Regions from separate parts of the Homo sapiens genome. Here region 2 is linked to region 1. Evidence: read pairs that join two places in POLR2A ChIA-PET (ENCODE). Cell type or tissue: Caco-2. All regions are shown on one strand. Links, peaks and the distances in the headings refer to the core of each region. The heading gives the core; the rest is flanking DNA. Region 1 holds the start of LOC102724363 (a long non-coding RNA gene). Region 2 overlaps LAMB4 (laminin subunit beta 4).

What was found. ChIA-PET counts read pairs that join two places held together with the same protein. Peaks named below come from ENCODE experiments on the same cell type or tissue, not always from the same donor. Only the 100,000 strongest peaks of a DNase experiment are listed, where the experiment ranks them.
Region 2: POLR2A ChIA-PET joins it to region 1 with 11 read pairs; 3 of 35 experiments call an interaction of 5 or more read pairs at or near these places.

Annotation. Positions count from the first base shown.
Region 1 is chr7:108,160,544-108,176,847 of GRCh38, reverse strand. It overlaps NRCAM (neuronal cell adhesion molecule), which reads left to right. Exons shown (of 33, transcript NM_001037132.4): 27 at 242-418; 28 at 1,491-1,526; 29 at 8,446-8,571; 30 at 9,775-9,927. LOC102724363 (a long non-coding RNA gene) reads right to left here and starts at 11,599. Exons shown (of 4, transcript XR_002956579.2): 1 at 11,498-11,599; 2 at 10,901-10,999; 3 at 8,058-8,167. In Caco-2, for the core only: no CTCF peak of the experiment used is centred there; no DNase peak of the experiment used is centred there.
Region 2 is chr7:108,029,800-108,037,799 of GRCh38, reverse strand. It overlaps LAMB4 (laminin subunit beta 4), which reads left to right. Exons shown (of 34, transcript NM_007356.3): 30 at 205-412; 31 at 3,454-3,592; 32 at 6,821-6,994. Among named protein-coding and RNA genes, the nearest start is that of LAMB1, 31 kb to the right of the region's middle. RefSeq lists an enhancer at 2,772-3,286. In Caco-2, for the core only: no CTCF peak of the experiment used is centred there; a DNase peak (open chromatin) is centred at 3,049.

The DNA.
Region 1 (16,304 bases), core at 3,387-11,386:
CCAATAGAGAACATACTACCCCCTTGTGATATATGATATGATATGATATGATACGATATGATAGAACATAGCATAGGAGCTGTTAAAAGGTTATCACTTAGTTATGCTGGGGAAAGAGTGAGTGGGATTATAAAAGTCAATGTAAGCCAGGTTGAACATTTTTAGTTGACGTATTTATTTATAATAGTATTCCTATAGCAGTTAATGGAGAATGCACTTGTTCATTATTTCTTATTGACAGTTAACAGCACACATGAATTAGGCCCTCTGGTAGATTTGAAAATTCCTGCCAACAAGACACGGTGGACTTTAAAAAATTTAAATTTCAGCACTCGATATAAGTTTTATTTCTATGCACAAACATCAGCAGGATCAGGAAGTCAAATTACAGAGGAAGCAGTAACAACTGTGGATGAAGGTAAGATGGGTATGTATAAAATCCATATAATTATAAGCATCATGAAATAAAAATCTTTAAGTTTATGCTTTTTCCTTCTTGCTATGGAACGTCTGTCTTACCTGATTAACGCAAACACTTATTTGTAATTTCTCATTCTGATATATAATCAGCTATTTAGTTCATATTGGACTGATATTTTTCAACTCCATGTGAAACTTTCTTAAACTTACATTAAAATCTTAGTGTGGGAGTGAGTAAGCATAATATTTGCCACACTTGAATTTGAAGTTCAGGGGAATGTTGTTTCCTGTTTACAACTTTATATATTATATATATTCATGCACAAACATACATATGTACACATACACATAATACACACATATGCATACACAGACATACACATCTATATACACACAAATATATGTAATTCGAGTTCTGGTCCTGATTTACTGGAAAAAATTTTCTAGTTCACATATCAATTTACATTTTCTAGCAAGGAAATCGAAACAGTTATTAAAGAGTGCATTTATTTTGTGTTTGAGCAAAAGATTTTGCATTTTGGTATGTACAAAGAAAGCAAAATAGCCCATTATAGTATTTAGAAAAGGAATTAACACTTCTTTTCATACTTTAAAAAGTTATTCTGAAATCTTGAGATTCAATGAAAATTATCAAAAATATTATAAAAGGTTTTCTAGTTTTGCATGTCTCTAAATTGTAGAGTTGCTTAAGGATTATTCATTTGACTATCTTTGATAGCATAAAAAATTGACAATTTCTATCCAAAAATTGGTTTGAAATATCCTAAGCCTTCATACATAATCAACAAGTATGAATAATGCACCTTAAGTAATGTGTTTGAATACTGGGTATTCAAACTGGGTATCCTGATAAAATGTTGGTACTGGATTTGAATACTAGATAAGTTTGGGGACACCAACATATCTTTGTCCCCTATACCTGATGTGGTACACTTCATTCTTCTTGCATGCTTTAGCATTTTAATAAGTGTTTTTGTATCGCTATACATGCTCATGGGTGTGTTACATCTAACTATATAGTGTCCTATTTCTGTTTCCCTTCATTAAAGCTGGTATTCTTCCACCTGATGTAGGTGCAGGCAAAGGTAAAATAATTCATCTGCATGACTTTATACATGTGTGAAATTTGCAATGTGAAACATGGGGAAGTGCAGCATGGGTAAAACAGAGAAAATATGCTTTGAACCACCAAAAGAAGAGAAGATCTCATCCAATCTTGGCTTTAAAATTAATTTCTAGTCCTTTCTTTACAAGTAGAAAGCCACATATTGAATTCTCAAAACATTTTTTCTTGAGACTTATCCCTGGTACAAATCCTAATCTTAGCTTCTAATACTATGATTTTGGCTGGATCAGACAGGACCAAAACTGTGTATTTGTCACAGATCCTCTATATGGCCATGCCACATTATTTGGGGTTCAGAAATATTAGCCCTGTGATGAAAACAGCCTGGTAGAAATCAGATCAACCAAGCTTCCTGTTCTATTCTGATTTAGCTGCTCTCCTTGTAGACACAGTGTACACTCGGCTGCCATTGCACAAAACCGTCCATTTGGAATTACAGCGTAGCAATGCCCTCCAACTGGTTTGGGACTAAGTCTCCCCGAGCTTAGGGTCCCCTGCAAGTGAGTCTTCCAGGTGACCCATATGCTCTTCTCAAATGTGTTATCCCACCCATCCTGTCTTCACCCAACTGCCTAAGTCTCTTCCTCCTGAGTAATAGCCAACAATCCACAATGGATTTTGTTCTCCTTTATTTCTGACAGCTCTCTGGGTCAGAAAGATTTGTTGGGAGAATGGTGCTTGAATAAGTTGTAATATGTCTTCCATTAGTGGCAATGCCAAAGATGCCCCAGTCTTTGACCCCTGGCTGCTGGTTGACCAGTCAGCTTTTTAGAGAGCAGTGGAGTACCTGCCACTGGGCACTGTTTTCACGTGGCATGCCCATGGTCAGGGGCTTTCGCACATCAGGTGAGTATAAACAGGAATGAAGAAAAGGAAGACCAAGAGAAAAATGTGCTTTGCCCTATGTTATTCAACTCCTGTGAGCTTAGACTTGATAGATTTATTCTATTTGCTTAGAAATTTGCTTATATTCAGAGCTTTGGTAAATTACAAAATATCGATCAGATAGATTTTGGAGTTATTGAATAAGGACTGTAGCCATTTTCAGTAATCTTAAGAGTATTATATTTGTGTTTTTAGACTTGACGAAGTTGTAAAAATTCAAAATTTCTATATCACAGAGCGATGTAAACTTACTTCTATTTATTTGTATACTTCCTTCCTATGATAATTAGATATCAATTAAAATCATTAGTAGTTTTACAATAATATATTGCTTTATAACTTCAATTGGAGCATTTCACTAAAAGCCTGGCCTTGTTTCCTATGCAGTGGACATGTCACTGTGGCTGTGCCTAGAGCTGATAGCAGAGAAATTGTGCTTCAGCAGGACTGTCTGTGAAGCAAGTCTGAATTCTCAGTGGACTTGTCACGTTAGAAGTAGATATGCACTCCACTGGAAAAACATCACCCCTCTGTTTTTAATAAATTAAAACTAAATTCTATATTTAAAGAGTTTTGGTTTTACCATTTGATGTTACTAATTTGAATTGTGAGCTACTTATGATTAGAGAGACAAGCAAAAATGGAGTGTCTGAAAGTTCATTAAGCCCCCAGTATTAAAATCTGATGGATCTTAGATAAGAAAAGAATAGCGTTTAAATAAGGGGGAAAAAAGCTAACTCTGACCTTAATTTTAATATGGTTTATTTTAATAGTATAGCAGTAGTTAAGTATGGCTTACATAAGAGGATATTTTGCCAGTAAGACTTTAAACTGCTCAAGCATAATTTGTGATCCTGGGTTTTCCTTCCTTAAAAATACTTCTTTTTTTCAATCTGAAAATGAATTCTATCCTCTTCACTATTTCCCTTCTCCATATGGAATTTAACTGCTCTGTGACAGGAGAAAAATTGAAGTTCTCCACTATCCTCCCAAATTTTAATTTTTTAAATGTATCTTTTACATTTTTATTTAAATCAGGACAATAGGGAATAAATAAGAGATGAATAAAGAGGAAACATGTGATATCCTTAGCTATAGAAGCATCAATATGGCCGGGCGTGGTGGCTCACACCTGTAATCCCAACAGTTTGGGAGGCTGAGGCGGGCAGATCACGTGAGGTCAGGAGTTCAAGACCAGCCTGGCCAGCATGATGAAACCCCATCTCTACTAAAAATATAAAAATTAGCTGGGCGTGTTGTTGGGCGCCTGTAATCCCAGCTACTCAGGAGGCTGAGGCAGGAAAACTGTTTGAACTCAGGAGGTAGAGGTTGCAGTGAGCTGAGATTGCACCATTGCACTCCAGCCTGGGCAACGAGCAAAACTCCATCTCAAAAAAAAAAAAAAAAAAAAATCAACATCTCATAAGATTTTATTATGAATTATGATTTCATGAAAAGTGGTTTTAATTCATTTCTGGTCAAAGAGGGGAAAAGAAATGCATCTGAGTTTACATTTTTAAACTTTCTTACAGATTTTAAGAGATGTTAATGAAACCTAAGTTTTCAAATGTATAATTACAAAAGGATTATAAACCTGAAGGAAAACCCAGGATAATTCAATTAACTATATGATGCCATACTAACCCTTCTTCTTACCATTCTCCTCAAGATAATTACATACGCGAGACCTTTGAGTCATTTATTTTTGTCCTTTTCTTTGTTGGATTAAAGCTCTCAATATTTGTGTAGGAATTATAGTTGATTGGCATATTTTTTCAATTTCTATGTCTCTTTAAATGAGGCTGGGTGTGGTGGCTCATGCCTGTAATCCCAGCACTTTGGGAAGCTGAGGCAGGCAGATCACTTGAGGTCAGGAATTCGAGACCAGCCTGGCCAACATGGTGAAACCCCATCTCTACTAAAAATACCAAAATTAGCCAGGCGTGGTAGTACACACCTGTAGTCCTAGCTGCCCGGGAGGCGGAGGCAGGAGAATTGTTTTAACCCAGGAGGCAGAGGCTGCAGTGAGCTGGAGGCTGCACTGAGCCAAGATTGCACCACTGCACCCCAGCCTGGGCGACAGAACGAGACTCCATTTCATAAATAAATAAATAAATAAATGATTTCAGGGTCTGGAATTCTAGGAAGTAGACTGTGAAGGCATGTATAGAAATGAACCAAAAATGTGCAGGCTCAAAAAGATTTATGTTCCCAGTATTGCTGATGATCCACAATGCCATATCCATTGCATGTAATCTGGCGCTCTGAGGACCAAGCATCAAAATACTTTTATAGGGTAATTAGTTGGAATACAGAAACAGGGATAAACTAACTGGCAAAGCAGGAATCTGCATTCTTGACCTAACTTGCAGCCTACTATGGTCAACCAATTAGGAGTGAGCAGAGAAGAGCATTGAGGATCAGCTAGTGGTGAATCCCTTCTGTGATCTGACTCTCACTACATTATTTTACTAAAGAACCAGTAAATAAAAAATAAAATTCCTTTTTTGGCCTATACGAAAACAAAACAAGACATCTAGAAGCATAGAAGTTTCAATCAGTTCAACAGTGAATGTCTCTCTGGCACATAAAATGCACCCGTGTTTGTTTAAGAAGCTGTGTATAAAGACAGTAAGACAAACCCTGGCCTTGACATGCTTGAAATCTGGCAGGTAAGACCAACGTATAGAAAGAGTAATAAATTGACGCTAAACTAGAAATTGGAGCAAAATGTTATCTGAATATAGAGGTGTGAACCATTTTTTTTGCCAAGCAGGATCAGGAAAAGCTTCACAAAGAAAATAATATTGAACTGGGCCTTGAAGCCCAGTTTTTGTTTTATTTTTGTCAGATGAGTCAGGGAGTTGCAGTGTGTAAAGTCTTGGTAGGGGTCATAAGCACATGGCGTTTGAAAACATACCGGATGTCTGGGTTATACCAAGCGGTCCACTTAGGCTGACTTGTAGAGAGTGTGTGGAAAAGAGAAGACCCTGAGATGGGACTGGAGCAGTGGGCGGGGCCAGATGGTAACAGCTCTGAAGGGCCATGAATGCTTTGCTAAGGAATTTGTATTTACCTGTAGGCAGAGTTTTAAACAGAGAAGTGGCTAGATAAGAGTTGTAGTTTCAGCAGCTAAAATGTAGGTAACTACACTGGCGGTATCTACAGAGGAAGACTTACAGTTGGGCGAGGCACACCGGAAGCAGTCCGTTGGGAAAGCCCAGAGAAAGGGGACACTACAGCTCCCTTGTATGGTACAAAATAGGTGCTCTGTGAGTGAGAAGGTGGATGAGTGGGGATTAAAAGGAAGGAGAGTTCGAATTCCCTATGGTAAAAGTGGCTAAACAGCATGCCTTAGGAAATTGTGGTATCTTTTCTGGGTATCTTTAAGAATAAGCTAAATGCAAATTTCCAGTGTATAATACTTTATTATTAACTATAATTAGTAATATAATGCTGTACATTAGATCTCTAGAACTTGTTCATCTTATAACTGAAAGTTTGTACCCTTTGACCAACATCTCCCATTTCCCCAACCCCCACCCCACCTCTAGCCCCTGGCAACCACTATTCTACACTCGTTCTCTAAGTACAACTTTTTTAGATTCCACATGTGAACCCCGAAAATCTGAGACAGGTTTCAGTTAATTTAGAAAGTTTATTTGCCCAGGTTGAGAACATATGCCCGTGACATACCCATAGCTCAGGAGACCCTGAAGACATGTGCCCAAGGTGGCCAGAGCACAGTTTGGTTTTATACACTTTAGGGAGTTATGACACATCAATCAACACATGTGAGATGAACATTGGTTTGGTCTGGAAAGGAGGGACAACTCGAAGCAGGGAGTTTCTAGGTCATAGGTAGGTGAGAGACAAACGGTTGCATTCTTTTTGAGTTTCTGATGAGACTCTCCGAAGGAGGCAATCAGATACGCATTTATCTCAGTGAGCAGAGGGATGACTTTGAAAAGAATGGGAGGCAGGTTTGTCCTAAGCAGTTCCCAGATTGACTTTTCCCTTTAGCTTAGTGATTCTGGGGCCCAAAGATTTATTTTCCTTTCACACACATTTAAGTGAGATCACGCAATATTTGCCTTTCTGTGTCTGGATTATTTTACTTAGCATAGTATCCTCCAGGTTCATCCATGTTGTTGCAAATGGCAGGATTTCCTTTTTTTTTAAAGTCGGAATAATATTCCATTGTGTAAATATATATATATATGGTAATTTCTTTATCCATTCATCTGTCAATGGATATTTAGGTTGTTTTCATGTCTTGACTATTGTGAATAATGCTGCAATGAATTTAGGAGAGTCGATACTCGTAGAGATAATGATTTCATTTCAATAAAACTAGAAACAAAATAATAATAATGAACAGTTTAGAGAAGAAACTCTGAGAAGGGAGCACCCATAGAAACCAATGTAAAATATAAGAAGAAACTAAATGCTTTTCCGTTAGAAGTATTTTGCTCTTCTGTTAGTAAATGCTCTTGTGTTAGAAGTATTATGTTTCTGCCTTGAACATCTTCCATATTACTCCAAGATTAAATTCCTGTTTCAATATTCCAAAATTTTTTAAGAAAATTAATGTTTTTCCTGGGTTGCCATTGATGTTTTACACATGTGTGCATATTTACTGTCATTGATTGATCATATTCCTATTATTTTACCTATAAGAAGAAAATCTCGGAAAACTAAAATTAATTAGGTCCACAGAAGGACTCTGCATAATTCAGTAATCAGTTTTGCCCTCTGCTGTTTCCCCATGCTTAGCACAAAGAGATACAAAATTTGCATGTGTTGTTGAATTATATTTCAGAAGTCAAAAGCATTATTTAACTGCTTTAATATCTTTCTTTTCTTAATTCTAAGAAATGTAATTTTATTACATTTATTTGAACAAAGGTCTTGAGCGTCTACATTTTATAAACATATCTTAGAATATAATTTTAGTGTCTTGGTAAACCTATTGATGCTGTCTGATTGACTATCCTAGTAAATTTTATGTGAGATAATAAATTGATCTTCTTTTTTAACTACCCAAATTAACACATCTGTAAATGTTTCATTTTTAGTTTAAGCTATTGAGGTAGGACTGATAGAATTGCCTGCCTCAGGTATTCAAATAACATTTTTTAATGACTTTAGATGTTGTCTTTACCCAGTAGCAAGCATGTAGCATCATCTGGTCTCCATAATTTGGATTTTTAAGAAGCTATTTAGGTTGCACTATGATTTTTCAGAAAATGCTTTGTAACAAACAGTTAACAGGTAAGATTGTCTTGCTCTCTAGGAAATGTTACATGAAATAGTTTTTACTCCTTTTATTTATTCTTTCTTAACTTCTGATAGAACACATCTGGAAATTCCTTTTGCAGCTTCTCTTCCAACATACCCTTACCATCCATCATTCTCTAAAGCAGGGATTTCTTACCTGGGGTCCCTGAGTTTCCCAGTGATACTCAAAGAAGTCTGTTTTTTAAAACAGATCAAAAACGCTGTTCAAAGGGGCATTCTCTGTCACACCAACACAGATTTTTTAAAGACCTGCATTGAGATGACAAATAGGTTTGAAAAGTAGCCACATAGTATTGGGTTTTACCTTGGCGTCTCTGACATTCCATGATGACGTCTGTCCCTGGGATTGTTCAGCAATCCCCCTCTCCATCACACTTTAGTAAATGAAGACGGTGACATTTCCCGGGACTGTATCTAATGGACAACAGTTAACATTGTTCAGAACCCATATAATAGAACTCACAAATTTTAATATTATGCGTCATTATTTCTGATTATTAATTTCCTAGTGCTGAATTTAAGAAACAAAAACCTTTCTGTAATGAAAGCAAAGCATGAGTGAACCCTAAATTTTAGCAGTAAATTCTATTTAATTCTATTTGCACAATTTCAGAGTATTTAAACTTATTTTATATTCGTGTGTATGGTGTTGCAATATGATTGTTTGTTTTATTTTTCTATTGTATGTTTAGTTCAAGCAGTAAATCCCAGGATCAGCAATCTTACTGCTGCAGCTGCTGAGACCTATGCCAATATCAGTTGGGAATATGAGGGACCAGAGCATGTGAACTTTTATGTTGAATATGGTGTAGCAGGCAGTAAGAAACAATTTCATTACCCGATTTTTAATTTGGGGGATGCATTTTTTAAAAGATTAAAAACATTCTTAAGAATTTACTATGGATCATCTTGAAAAATAACTTGATCCAATTAAATGAATGAGTTATCTAAAAAAATTATAGTGAACCATCAGCCTACCACATATTATATGCACGACTAGGAATTGCTTTTTTATGTTATTAATAACAGAGGGCATATGTTCCATTACGTATGTTATTTTCATATCATAGTACTTGAAACTAGTTCTGTGCCCACAACACATAAACAAGAGTAAGAAGGAATAATTATATTTGCAAGTACAATAGAAAAGAAGAAAAGGTTTTTTTTTCAAATTGGATCTTGAAGTAACAGAAATCAAACTGACTTGAAAGTATTCATTTTGCCCTGACTAGCCCAACAGAATTTTATAAGAAACCGCAGAAAATTAATACTTTGGGAGAGCATTCATTATGTTTTAACGTTTGATGTATTCTCAAGTCAGGCACTCTTCGTAGATCCTGGCCACATCTACTGGGAGATGGGGCAGCTTTCACTTTCAGCAGTTTATGAAAAGCCAGTACCCCCCTCCTAAGTGCAGTGTGCTTACATAGAACAAATGAGGTGGCCAATAAATGTTTGTGACAAAATGTTGAACAGAGTCCAACTTTCTGTTTAAGCCTTTATCATGCAAGTAAATGTTTTTAGAAATGACGATCCCTTTAGAAAAACCGGTACTTGGGAAAGGTTGAATCGATTAATTGGATACGTTGGAAGGCATTTAAGTTTACTAAAAGATTCATCTTGTGAATCATAAAAAAACAATTCTTCCCATAGTTCACTTAAGCTAATTAATGTGTATCAGTTCTTTTGAGAAACATCTTTAGAGAAACTCAACAGTTTCATAAGGCAAGGTGCAGATAAAGAACCTTCCTTTGTATTAAAGAGGAGAATTAATACAATGGGAATATATACAATTAATAAGCAAGCTAGATACCCAGTCTATTTTTCTTTGAGGATATTTTCCTGTAGGTCATTTTAATTGATTTGTTTGACATGACTACATTTATAATAATCTAAAATGGTAAACCTAAGCATCCTACATCTTGTCTTTAGCTTATAAAGAATTTTCCTTTCTTGAAGCATTAAGTGACTTCTGGTCCCTTAAAATATTCAAATGTGTTGTTTTTGCAAAATTTCCATAGGCAAAGAAGAATGGAGAAAAGAAATTGTAAATGGTTCTCGGAGCTTCTTTGGGTTAAAGGGTCTAATGCCAGGAACAGCATACAAAGTTCGAGTTGGTGCTGTGGGGGACTCTGGTTTTGTGAGTTCAGAGGATGTGTTTGAGACAGGCCCAGGTGAGGCTCACACCACACCTGTTCTGGCTCCCGCTCAGAGGTGGAGGCCGCCAGGTGCTCCAGCTGGAGATGGGGGCTGGTGGAGCTGTGTTATGGGTAGGGCATGAATGTCTTTCTATGGGGCCCTGTTGGGTTGGGAGTTTTGGTTTTTGTCTTTGGTTCTTTATATCAAATGAATTACGGAATTTAGCAAATCATCTAGCCACATTATTACCAAAAACCATCAGAAAAATAGACTTAAATATGATTTTAACTTATATTATTTAAAGAATTCAATTGTTCATATCACATGTATAAACTTTCCCTCAGTGTTAAACTGAAATTTTTTAAGTGCTTTTGAAGATGAAAGAACTTATAAGAAAGTCACAATTCTGGCCGGGCGCGGTAGCTCACGCCTGTAATCCTAGCACTTAGGGAGGCCGAGGCAGGCGGATCACCTGAGGTCAGGAGTTCGAGACCAGCCTGGCCAACATGATGAAACCCCGTCTCTACTAAAAATACAATAATTAGCTGGGCATGGTGGTGGGCGCCTGTAATCCCAGCTACTCAGGAGGCTGAGGCAGGAGAATCACTTGAACCCGGGAGGCAGAGGTTGCGGTGAGCCAAGATTGCGCCATTGCTCTCTAGCCTGGGTGACAGAGTAAGACTCCGTCTCAAAAAAAAAAAAAAAAAGAAAAGAAAGAAAGTCACAATTCTTTATTTCAAAATGGCCTACAACCCAGCAGAACCCTGCAGTCAGCTTAGACAACTGATACAGATATTATTACATTTGTATGGAACAAGAACTTGTACAATTCATATGCTACATTTTTTATCACACCAAATTTTACTGCCTGTATATATTTACTTATGTGAATATTAACAAAATATGCAAGTAAAAAGTGAAGTTTCTAAAATAAAGAAAAATGTTCATGTGAAACATGAGAGCATTCGTATTTGCTCGCTAGATGGAGAACAATCCCTGCTTACTTACATTTCAACAAGAGTTGTTTGTGGTACATGTTCACTCTGTGGTTCATACCCCCATGTTATTTTCATTCACTCCATGCATTCTTAAAGAAATGTGCATATCCTGTAGAATACATTACACAATGTATTTTTTGTGACTTTCATTAACAAAGCATTATGATTTTTAAAGTCAGTTTTTACAATTTAGAAAAATATAAATCATAAGTGGTTTTTAAAAAGAAACAACAATAATGTATTAAACTATATTTTAAAGATATTCATTTGCTAAAATCATAATGTTTTAAGAAAACCACACATTTTATTCTGTTCTTTGTATTTCATATCCATTTATGTATATAGTCCTGGGAAACCAGTGTGTTAAGCTTAAAAGGGGAATATCTAATCAATTCATAGCTAGTTTACAAGGTTTTTGTTTGTTATTGATAACTTTTATTTTCAAAATACTAAAAGTCAAGTAGATATTATCTTCATATATAGCTGGAATGCTAATAATAGTAATGGGACTAGCATTTAGTCAGCTCTCCTATACAGCAGGAAGTGGTTTTCTCATTCAGTCCTTACAACAATCCTATGATGTAGGCACCATTATTACTCCACTTACCCCTCAAGTCAGAGAGGTCGAGTACCTGCCAGGTCGCCCAGTAGGAACGTGACAGAGCTGGGATTAGAAGCTTGTCGTTCCGTCTCCAGAAGAAAGGCCTCACTATACCCCCACTGCAGGGTCACAAAGGTCCACAGGCCAAGGAGGACAGGCTGTCTCAGAAAGGGCAGCTTCGGTCAACACTTGGTATATCCAATCAGTGATTCTGGACCCCTGCAGGCTGCATGTGGTTACTGGTTCTGGATTATTTATGAAGAATCTACTATGTATAAAAATGACCTGTTGTTAAAATTGTTAGAAATGTTTAGGAAAGGAAAAAGTGACTTTATCCAAAGTTAGATTCACCCTCAAAATCAAGTTGTAGCATTTGTTGTCCTTCTATAGGACAAAAGACAACTCCTTTAGAAAATTATTTTTCACTCAGCAGTGTAATGCCTACAGTTCCAGCAGCAACTGCCAGATAGTTTGAGGTGAGGAATCGTGATAGGTGGGCCTTCTTGTGTGCCAGTGATGGAGAGACAGGACAAGGTCACAACCAGTTCTTGTCACTTTTTACATATAAATGTATTAAAAAGAACAAATATTGATTCACCTCTAGTGACCTTAGTTAACACATCGCCTGTAAGAGCAAATGCTGCCAGCATTCTAGAATGCCTCAGTTTACCATTACGCTGCCTCCCTTTTCCCAGTTCACAATGCTTCATCCTTTGGGGCTGCTGGGTTAACTCCAGTGTGAAAGCACCGTCTTCCACTGCCCCTGCTCCTGCTCCTGCTCCTCCTCTCCTCTCCTCTCCTCTCCTCTCGGTTCCGCGGTGTAAGGATGTCAATATTTGGCATGAAAGCCTATCATTGGCTAATTTTTAAACTCTGCATTCATGATCTACTTCTCTCTCTTTCTCTGATTTCTGCTAATTTTAGGACACTGGACTCAACTTTATCTATAGTTATTTCATCAATCTTCCTACCATTACACCATCTCTCCCTTTTATACCCTGGATTTCTAAGGTATATTTCTTAATTTTTTTCCTATGGCACAAACTGAAAAACAGACGAGATAGGCGGTGTCCTGATGCTGCGCTTCTTCCCCGTACTACTGGTATGACCTCTCATTACCCCACCCCACCTGGTATGACCTCTCACTACCCCACCCCACCTGGTATGACCTCTCATTACCCCACCCCACCCGGTATGACCTCTCATTACCGCCACCCCACCCGGTATGACCTCTCATTACCCCACCCCACCCGGTATGACCTCTCACTACCCCACCCCACCTGGTATGACCTCTCATTACCGCCACCCCACCCGGTATGACCTCTCACTACCCCACCCCACCTGGTATGACCTCTCATTACCGCCACCCCACCCGGTATGACCTCTCACTACCCCACCCCACCCGGTATGACCTCTCATTACCGCCACCCCACCCGGTATGACCTCTCACTACCCCACCCCACCCGGTATGACCTCTCATTACCGCCACCCCACCCAGTATGACCTCTCATTACCGCCACCCCACCCGGTATGACCTCTCATTACCGCCACCCCACCCGGTATGACCTCTCATTACCGCCACCCCACCTGGTATGACTGCTCATTAGCGCCACTCCCTGCCCCCGTTTGACCTCTCTTTAGTGCCACCCCATCTGGTATGACCAGACGTGACCTCTCATTAATGCCATCCACCTCCCCTTCCTCTTTTACCTCTGTCCCTCAATTACCCAGTCTTTCTTATCATCACAAAGGATTTAAAACAGATTTGTTTTCACGAGGCCCAACAGCTTTTTTGTCAGTTGTCTCCAAACTTTGGTTAAGGTCACATTTTGCTCTTCCTAAACACATCTAAGCGTTTGATGTCTAAGCATTTGAACAGGACATTTTCATCCATAGTGCATTCTTCATAAATAGTAGAGAACAAATAACCATTTCCCTCACCCTGTCTCTCTTCTGTGTTGATTCTATGGTTCTGAGGACTCAAGAGCATTTTCCTCAGAGACCTCCTACCACAGAGCACAGATATCCATGACAGCAAGCAACGCCAGAGCAGAAGACTGTTGTAAAGCTGACTTCCAGAAAACAAAGCAAATCTCATTCTCCTGCCATATTTTCTGTTTTCATGTTCTTTATATGTGTTTAATTTATCATTTTGTGGATTACTCAAATAATACATGAATATAATTTTATTGTTAAAAAAAATCAAGTAATGAAGATTCTCTTTTACTCCGCTACCCAGCCCTTCAATGGGTGATATCCACCCACTGAAACTGATTCTAGAAGGAAAACTCCCATAGGTTTAATTCTCTCTCTGTGGGGTATATGTGTGTGTATGCGCATGTGTGTGTATGTGTGTGTGATGCATGATCATGGTTATGGCTTGGATTTGTATGTCCCAGGTGATTTTAGATTGTCCTGAAAAGGCTTCATGCCTATTTTAATCATTCTGGAATTTAAATCTTTTCTTTTATGGATGGAAAGTCAATAGAAATTTTTATTCCATTTACACAGTTTCTGTTTTATATCAATTTCTGGTGTACTTGTGTGTGTGTGAATGTGACTGTGTGTGTGCACACATGCACCTATTACCATATTGTGTCTGCCTATTTTAAATAATAGGGCAGTGAAATATTCGATACTTTTTTCTTTAGACACAGAGGCAGAAATTCAAAGTCAGTGAATGTGGATGTTTGTGTACCACCCATCAAACATCCATCCAGTTTTTCCATGGTTGCATAGCAGCAAACTGCCAGTCAGTAGTTCGATTTTGGCAGTCACCATCCTTGTAGAACAATATCTCTGCTAGTACCTGAGTATCTTGTTTTTCCCTTTTTAGTTGCATTTAATTAGATGAAAAATGTAAATGCTGAATGTATTTATGACAAGGCTGTAAATCAGCACACTGAAAACAAGAACTATAGTCAAATGCTTAAGAGACTTAATGCCATTTGGTTTTTGGTTCAGTTTTGAAGAAAAAGCACAGACCAGGCATTAATTGAAAGAAATATGTTGCCAAAGAGGATGTAATGATGGACTTTTAATACCTTTTTGCCTGTCTCAGAATAGGAAGTGCCTATAGCATTTTATTCTTTAACTTAAGATTTTTGCAGATTTGGTATCTGGATTGTTTTTAGGAATGCATTACAGCAGTATAATATAATGGCTAGTAGCATATTTTCTGGAGTCAGACACAGGTTGCTCCAACTCTTGGGCAAGTTCTTAACCTTCTCTGGGCATGGATTTATTTCTGATGCCTACCTCAGAGAATTGTTGTAAAGATTAAATGAGATGTGCCTTCAGCACAGTGCCTAGCCTATGGTAAGGGTCCAAAACTGTTAGCCATCAGTGCTATTACCATTGTCCTCATCTTCATCATCATGACTATGGTATGTGTATGGAAAGGGGAAACTGCCTAAACTGATGCTTTACTTGTGTGTGGCTATGATACAGCTCAAAACTTCTCTAATAAGGCACGAGGGCCTATTGGGAAAAGGCTACCAGCCTTTGACTTGTATTTCAAATAAGGTATTTTTGCTTCTCATTTTATTTCTTCTACATATGTCCATATTTTTTTTAACCTTCCTCTTCACACTTGATTTTTAGCATTTCCTTTTTCTCCCTAAACTTTGTATGGAGAAAAAGAGGCAATGAGATGCTATTTTTGCAACATTAGCTGAACCTGGGATATGCGTAGTCATGTTTATTTCTGCATCCAGAGATCACACACACCTAACTCAACTGTGTAAAATATATTCGGAAGAAATTCAGTCAAATTAAAAGCATGATATAAGCATGCTTATAGAGTCAAAAGAAGAAAATGTTTTATCTTGATTATGGTCAAAAGAGAGAAAATAAAGGTCTTTTAAAAAAGAATTTATACTAGTTAATTAAGCAAATCTGCATGGGCATGTCTGAATAGCCATTGATGCTGCACTTTTTCCCATAAGATTGATACTTTAAAATAATACCCGAAATGCTCATTATTCTGTGGTTTTCTTAGAAATTTTGCATATTATGACTGATGGAATAAGGGGTTTCACATTTATTAAACAGAATAGATGCAAACTGAAAGGATATGTATACACCTAAGTGAGTACTTTCTTTTCAAACTGGTCATGTAGGCAAATAATGAGTTCACTGACTGAGAGATATTCCGGTCTTTTGAATGGATCCTTAGCAATAACGAATATTGATTCTTTGAGGGTGGATTTGGTTTTTCAGAAATTTCCACTCAGAACCAACTCTTGTGAATGAGATGAATAACAAATCTAAGTAATATTTTGGGTGCAAATTGAGATGTTATATAAAACAATATGGCTGTTTTCCTGATCTGGAAAGGTTTCTTGTGTGGACCGTTTTCTTTTTTAACAGATTTCTAAAAAATACTGAAAATGGCAACAGCCTTGCAAGGACAGTTTAGCCTCTAAAAGCAGTTCCTTTGAAGAGAAAATACTCAATTAGATGTATACATTCTGTTCTGTTTAAAACTCAGTTTTGTATTTTTCTCATTATACTTAATGTAAAATGTATCCTGTTAACAGTGAATACTTTAATTGGTTTGGGAATTTGTTTTTATTGAGAATATATAGTGAAAATAACTGTGAACACAGTGTTCACCAGGGGTTTTTAGCATTTAATGTGATGATTATTCAGATTTCTCTACTTGAATTTTTTAATGAATGAAGATTTTTCAAAGTTAATTATTCATATAATTCCTGATTAATAATTGACAGATCCTAATTTGGGGCCACATGTAAAATATATGAAAGCTCACATAACGTGGCAATTTTTTACTCTGAGAGACTGCAGCAGT
Region 2 (8,000 bases), core at 1-8,000, 140 kb after region 1:
CTCAGTGAGCACTGTTTCTTCCAGAGAGAAGGGACAGCTGAGGATGAAGAAGAATCTATAGGAAGCTACAATCTAATCCCTGTATTCTAGGGGCACATAATCAAGTGCAAGTGCATTTGGCTGAGACATCATTGTGGTTATACTTTTAAGATACAGTGTTTGTTAAGGAGACATGATTACCTAAAACCCTGCTTCTTATTTAAGAGGAAAACGTGCCTCCAGAAGACATCGAGAAGGTTGCGAATGGTGTGCTTGACATTCACCTACCAATTCCATCCCAAAATCTAACCGATGAACTTGTCAAAATACAGAAACATATGCAACTCTGTGAGGATTACAGGACAGATGAAAACAGGTTAAATGAAGAAGCAGATGGAGCCCAAAAGCTTTTGGTGAAGGCCAAAGCAGCTGAGTAAGTACTGTATTAATATTCTTATCTTGCTCTAACAGACCATCTGCTGAAAGGACATCAGGAAAATGTTTGCCTAGGGATCTATAGCATTCAAATGAAATTACCTTCTGATAGTTCAGTGCCCAAGTTGAGGGCTGAGCTCTCTTTGGAGATTCCCCGGGAAGCTGAGTGACTCGGTGACAGGGTTCAGGGTTGTTTTCTTCCTGTTTTCTTAGACTCAAAATGCCTTTCCAGTGGCCTGATACCTTTTTATACCAATGCATACCAATAAATGTGCAATACTCATTATATGCCAATACTTTAACAGGTGGTTGGAATATTGGTATAGTTTTTCCCTTATTTATCTATGTTTGGTATTTTCTAAGTTTACTACACTAAGCAGTACTTTGAAATCAAAATTATTTTTTAAAGTCTGTCTGATATTTCACTTCCTCAGTATATTCTCAGTAAAAAGATATTAGGATGGTGCAAAAGGAATTGCGGTTTTTGCCATTGAAAATAATGGCAAAAACCGCAATTCCTTTTGCACCAACCCAATATAATGATGAGGAACAGAACGGACACTAGAGCTCCAGGAGTACTGCAAGATGAAAATGATATCTATGGTATACAGAGTTAACTAACTCTTGCCTTTTGTCCTGTTGACTTAGCCAACCAAAAAAGAAAAGCCAGGTTGATGTTTTTATGAGCATGGGGTGCTGTGGGTCAGGGTTACAGGATCAGTTAGGTGGTAGTATCATCAACACCCACCATCACTGAGATCTGAGCCATTGTCACTGTCTCATCATCCACGTGTATAAACGAAGTGCACCAGATTCATCCAAAAGTCCAACCCCTTCTAGGTTTAATATTTAAAACGAGGAAGATTAACTGCACAGCAATTACTTAAAAGATTAAGTAGGCCGGGCACGGTGGCTCACGCCTGTAATCCCAGCACTTTAGGAGGCTGAGGCGGGCAGATCACCTGCGGTCAGGAATTCGAGACCAGCCTGACCAACAGGGAGAAACGCTGTCTTTCCTAAAAATACAAAATTTGCCGGGTGTAGTGGTGCATGCCTGTAATCCTAGCTACTTGGGAGGCTGAGGAGGAGAATCACTTGAACTGAGGAGGTGGAGGTTGCAGTGAGCCAAGATTGCGCCGTTGCACTCCAGCCTGGGCAACAAAATCGAAACTCCGTCTCAAAAAAAAAAAATCAAGTAATCACACAGCAATTAAAAGTGATACTGATGGGCTGGGGGAAGCGGCTCACGACTATAATCCCAGTGCTTTGGGAGGCCGAGGCAGGTGGATCACTTGAGGCTAGGAGTTAGAGACCAGCCTGGCCAACATGGTGAAAACCCGTCTCTACTAAAAATACAAAAATTAGCCGGTGTGGTGGCATGCACCTGTAATCCCAGCTACTCGGGAGGCTGAGACAGAGAACTGATTGAACTTGAACCTGGGAGGCAGAGGCTGCAGTGAGCTGAGACTGCACCACTGAACTCTAGCCTGGGCAACAAGAGCGAGACACCATCTAAAAAAAAAAAAAAAAGTTGATAAAAGATGTTTAATAACAGGCAGAGATTCTTATATTGCAATGGTAATGCTTTTTAAAAAGCAGGTAACATCCAAACTGAACAGGAAGTTGAAAATAAAAAGCAGGTAACAATCTATACATGAAAGAGGATCTTAATTATGAAAATAAAAAATTTTGCTACAATATCCTAACATTTTAAAAGATGGCAAGATTACTGGTATTTTTTCCCCTTCTTACGTTTTTTTTTCTTTTTTTTTTTTTTTTTTGGTACTCTCTAAATTTGCTATAATAAGCAGTACATTGAAAATCTTTTTTTTTTTTTTTCTTTTGAGACAGGGTCTCATTCTGTCATCCAGGCTGGAGTGCAGTGGCACGATCTCAGCTCACTGCAACCTCCGCCTCCCAGATTCAAGTGATTCTCATGCCTCAGCCTCCCAAGTAGCTGGGATTATAGGCATGCACCACTACACCCAACTAATTTTTTGCATTTTTAGTAGAGATGGGGTTTCACTATATTGGCCAGGCTGGTCTCGAACTCCTGACCTCAAGTGATCCACCTGCCTCAGCCTCCCAAAGTCCTGAGATTACAGGCATGAGCCACCACGCCTGGCCTGCAGTCGTAAATTAAAAATCTAAAGGAAAAAATAATATAAGAAAAAGATAATGGTGGCAGGGAATAGAAAAAATGGACACTGGTACCCTGGGAATGTTACAGAAATGAAATGGTGGTGGCGGTGGGATGATGAGGAGGGAAGGCTCCTGAAGGTTAGAAAGGGAAACAGAGATTACCATTGGAGGAAAGGATAGGCTGGGTGGTAAAGGGAATATTTTGCAATTTAGCTAACTCTACTGTGGGCACACTCATTTCTAATGATGCTTCTGCAAAGGTCTGTCTGATAGTTCACTCCCTCGGTACATTCTTCTCAAGGTGGTCTTGAGCCCACAGATCTAAGTATTTGGTGATTGTTGACTTGAGGTGAGTTCCTTTCTGCAGAAAGACTGTTATCACTTGGAATGCTTGTGATTTTAACCTTGGGCTTCTTAGTGGCTGGAATGTCAGTGAAGCTTAGCTAACTCTGAATAAACAAGCCTAAAAATGCAGGGCCTGTAGTCCTCTCTTTGCTCTCTGTGGGGCCTCTGGACCCTCCCAACCCCCACTCCAATAGAGATTGAGAAAGTGTAGCTTACATTTGAGACATCAGGGAAACTGGAATTCACGGGATAGTTTTTATGTGCAAAGATTGATAGTTATATCACCCCAAACCTGTATCCTTAATTTCCATATTTAACAAAATATATATCCACTGGCTATGAATATATACGTGTGTGGGGTTTTTTTTATTGGCATTTAAATATACCTATTTCTCAAAATGAAGACTTCAGCACTTTCTCTTGTTTAAGAGTAATTTAAATTTACTTAATAATTCAGTAAAGTATTTGGTTGAGTCAAATGAACTCTCTCAAGGTGAAATAAGTGAATAATTGTGTATTTATCTAATCTGATATGTTAATATCTTACCTTAGGAAAGCAGCAAATATTCTATTAAATCTTGACAAAACATTGAACCAGTTACAACAAGCTCAAATCACTCAAGGACGGGCAAACTCTACCATTACACAGCTGACTGCCAATATAACAAAAATAAAAAAGAATGTGCTGCAGGTATTTGTCTTCTTTGAAACTAACCTGAAATAGGTTTTGAGGGTAAAAACAACACAGTGCTTTTTATGTATGCCAATGCTATGCTTGCTTTACGAGTCTGATGGGATTATTATGAGGATAAATAAGATTTGGGTAGTATTATGCATGTATTTAATGTTCTACAGAGCACGTCTCACCGTCATATTAATTGCGACCAATTCTGGGGTTGCACCAAGGCAGGTACTAACACCAGCTTGGAAATGAGGAAACTATGACTCAGGAAAGTTAGGTGACTGCCTAAGGTCACACAGCTAATTAGTGGTAGATATGAGGCCAGAGCATCTCCCTTCTGATACCAGGGAAAGGAATAGACTTTTTAAAAGCTCACAAAAACCAAAGAAATGAGTTAACTATTGTAACATTCTTATAATTAAATGTGCATGAAATCTCATCAGAGTATCCTAAAACTAAAAAAAAAAAAAAAAAAAAAAAATACTCATCCAAAAGAAATGCTCCATCTGGCCAGGCATGGTTGCTCACACCTGTAATCCCAGCACTTTGGGAGGTCAAGGTGGGTGTATCACCCGAGGTGAGGAGTTCGAGACCAGCTGGGCCAACATGGTGAAACCCCGTCTCTATGAAAAATACAAAAATTAGCCAGGCATGGTGGCAGGCACCTATAATCCCAGCTACTTGGAAGGCTGAGGCAACAGAATCGCTCCTCCAGGGGGCGGAGGTTGCAGTGAGCCGAGATTGTGCCACTGCACTCCAGTCTAGGCAACAGAGCGAGACTGTCTCAAAACAAACAAACAAAGCAGAAAGCAACAGAACAAGAAGTAATACACGAGGAAATAAAGGGGTTGGATAGGAAGAGGTTGCATATATGGGGTAGTAAAAAGGAAGGCCCCAGGATTTCCCCTTCTAGGCATATACTTAGAACAAGGGATGGCAAAACATGACCACAGGCTGTATTGTCTATGGATGCTTTTGCACTACAATGACAGAGAGTTAAATATTTGGGATAGAGACTTTATAGGCCACAAAGTATAAAGTATTTACTAGCTGGCCCTTTACAGAAAAAGTTTGCAGGTTGCTGCTCTAGGCAAACTCCCACATATGCCCAAGGGTACAGGAAGGGACTTCCATTTCTAAAAATATGGTGAACCAATCTCTTAAGGAACCCTGGTAGTTGAAAAAAACACATAAAAATATTAGATTGGATATTTAGATTTTTTAATGCATAGCTGAATTAGTAAGAAACTTTTGATAGTCTCAGAGGCCAAAAATGACAGGAAAGCATGAATTTAGAGGTAATCAAGCACTAACTTGACAGCAGGCAGCAGGCATCTGCCCATCCCTGGAGCATTCAAGCTTTGGGTTTTAATGGTCACCATGCATATAAGACAGAAAGCAAAGGCCACACAGGAGGCAACAAGATTCTTGCATAGAACTGGGACCCCAAATGGCAAAATCCTTAATGAAATGTTAAAATCTCTCTGTCACACACACACACACACACACACACACACACACGCAAACACACAGAGTCAGTAGAAAAACTTGCCCCTGGGTTGGGGAGTAACATCTCCACTAAGATTTGCTAACCGCGATTGTGGCTCTAACACAATTTTGGGGCTAGAATTTATACTACCTGGGTGGCCCTCAAAACCCTGGTATCATTTGAAGTAGCCCTGGGTTGGTAGGGCTCCCAGATGCCTGGCAGAGGCAAACAAAAATCCTCTCCAAAGGAACAACCTTAAAACCTAGCCATCAAGAATTTCCCCCAGACGTGTAAAGAAACAAATTGCCTTTTTAAAGATTTTTTTTTTTTATTTTTTTGGGATGGAGTCTCGCTCTATCACCCAGGCTGGAGTGCAATGGCACAATCTCGGCTCACTGCAACCTCCACCTCCTGGGTTCAATCAAGTCTCCTGCCTCAGCCTCCCGAGTAGCTGGGATTACAGGTGCGTACCACCAAGCCCAGCTAATTTTTGTAATTTTAGAAGAGACGAGGTTTCGCCATGTTGGCCAGACTGGTCTTGAACTCCTGACCTCAGGTGATCTACCCACCTTGGCCTCCCAAAGTCCTGGGATTACAGGCGTAAACCACCGTGCCCAGCCACAAATTGCCTTTAAACAAGAGTCATCAGAAATAATGAACAACAAAATCAGGACACAACAGACAGAGGATATTACCATTATTGGATACAAAATACAAAATAAGATTGTTTACTATGTTTAAGAAAATCTAAGAATGTATGAAAGTATGACCAACAAACAAGAGACAATGTCTAACAACCAGCTATATTTGAAAAATATTTAAATAGGACTTCTAGATATGATCAATATGGTCACTGAAATAAGAAACAAGCATAAAGTGTTATTACTGTTTGTAAGGGGAAAAAATTAGAAGCCACTTGCACCAGCCGGAGAATAGAAAATACATTGTTGTATGTTCAAACAATGGAATGCTTTAAACTGGTAAAAATTAATGAACTAGAGCTATGTAAATTAGCTTAAATGACCTACATAAGCATAATTTTCATAACTTTTCATTTTAGAAAATCAACTTGCAGAAATATACAATATATTTGTATAAGGTGAAAAAAAATTTTAATACTATATATTGTTAGGAATACTGCATAGGTTGTAGAAAAAATGCTATAGAGATACATGGAATGACAGAAGTTAGATTCAAGATAGTGGTTGTCTTTGAGGGGAGAGAGAGAAGATATAATGGGGAGTGGTACGCTGAGGGCCTTAGCTCATTGTTAATGTTTTATTCTTAAACTGGCTGGTGGATACATGGCTATTCGTTATATTTTTTCTTTTTTTCTCTTCGCTCTTTTTTTTTTTTTTCTTTTCCTTTTTCTTTTTTTTCTTTTTTTTTTTTTTTTGTTATTGTTGAGACAAGTTATCTCTTTGTCACCCAGGCCGGAGTGCAGTGGCACAATCACAGCTTACTGCATCCTCAACCTCCTGGGCTCAAGCAATCCTCCTGCCTCAGCCTCCCGAGTACTGGGACTACAGGCATGCACCCCACGCTAGGCTAACGTTATATTTTTCAGACCCTTTTGTATGTCTGAAATATTTTATTATAATATTTTAAATAAATGCAACAGAAAAAGTGGAGGCACTATTTTCTTTTCCTTTACACCCAGCATATTTTTCAAGGGGTTAATATATCGTTTATCTTCTTGTTTGTTTCATAAAGAGATTTTCCCTTTTTGGTCTTTAAATCAACAACAGGCTGAAAATCAAACCAGGGAAATGAAGAGTGAGCTGGAGTTAGCAAAGCAGCGATCAGGGCTGGAGGATGGACTTTCCCTGCTGCAGACCAAGTTGCAAAGGCATCAAGACCACGCTGTCAATGCGAAAGTTCAGGCTGAATCTGCCCAACACCAGGCTGGGAGTCTTGAGAAGGTCATTAGTTCTACCACTGCCACCAAGAGCAGAAAAGCAGGGCTTCTTTGAAAGATAGTTCTTTAACCCCAGATTTTTGTGCCATTTCTCATCATTTCCTTTGTGCTGGTCCATGACTCAATGGTATATCTTTGAGGGGATCCTGATGCACAAAGGATTTTCTATCTGTAGAAGGCAGAAGTCCCTGGCCAAATCATGTTGGAGTGTTTCCTCCCCCATCTCTCTATCCTATTATTCTTAGTAGTATCCTGGTCAATCAGTCCATAAATCAAATTTGCCCCGAACTTCCAAACTTTTCACAATTTATGTTGTTTGTCTGTATTGTATGTTTTTGCCCTCTATTCTCATTCAGTCACACAACATATAAAGAAAACAATAAATGAAAGTCACCTGCCAAAGAAAATACATCAAGTTACAAAAATCAGAATGAGTTAATTAAACAGTTGTGGAAAGTGGGCCATTAATTTAGGTTGCTGAAAGAACCTATCAGCTCATTTTCCTAGCAAGAAACCTTTGGTTGGTTGCATTAATATAGTTGCCTAAACAAAAGAAAAATGTTAGTGTATTTACATTTGGTCTATTCTCCTGCTTTTAATTCCTAATGTGCTGGGTAAATTTTCCACTGACAGGAACTGAGAACATTTTCTGTGGAACAGAGATTGAGAAAAGTTCTTTTTTTTTTTTTTTGTGAGACAGAGTCTCTCTCTGTCACCAGACTGGAATGCAGTGGCTCAGTCTCAGCTCATTGCAACTTCTGACCCCCTGGTTCAAGCAATTCTGCTGCCTTTGCCTCCTGAGTAGCTGGGATTACAGCCACGTGCCACCACGCCCAGCTAATTTTTGTATTTTTAGTAGAGACAGGGTTTCACCATGTTAGCCAGGATGGTCTCAATCTCCTAACCTCATGATCCGCCTGCCTCGGCCTCCTAAAGTGCTGGGATTACAGGCGTGAGCCACCACGCCTGGCCAAGAAAGGTACTTTCTACTCGCCCCGTTCCCACTTCCA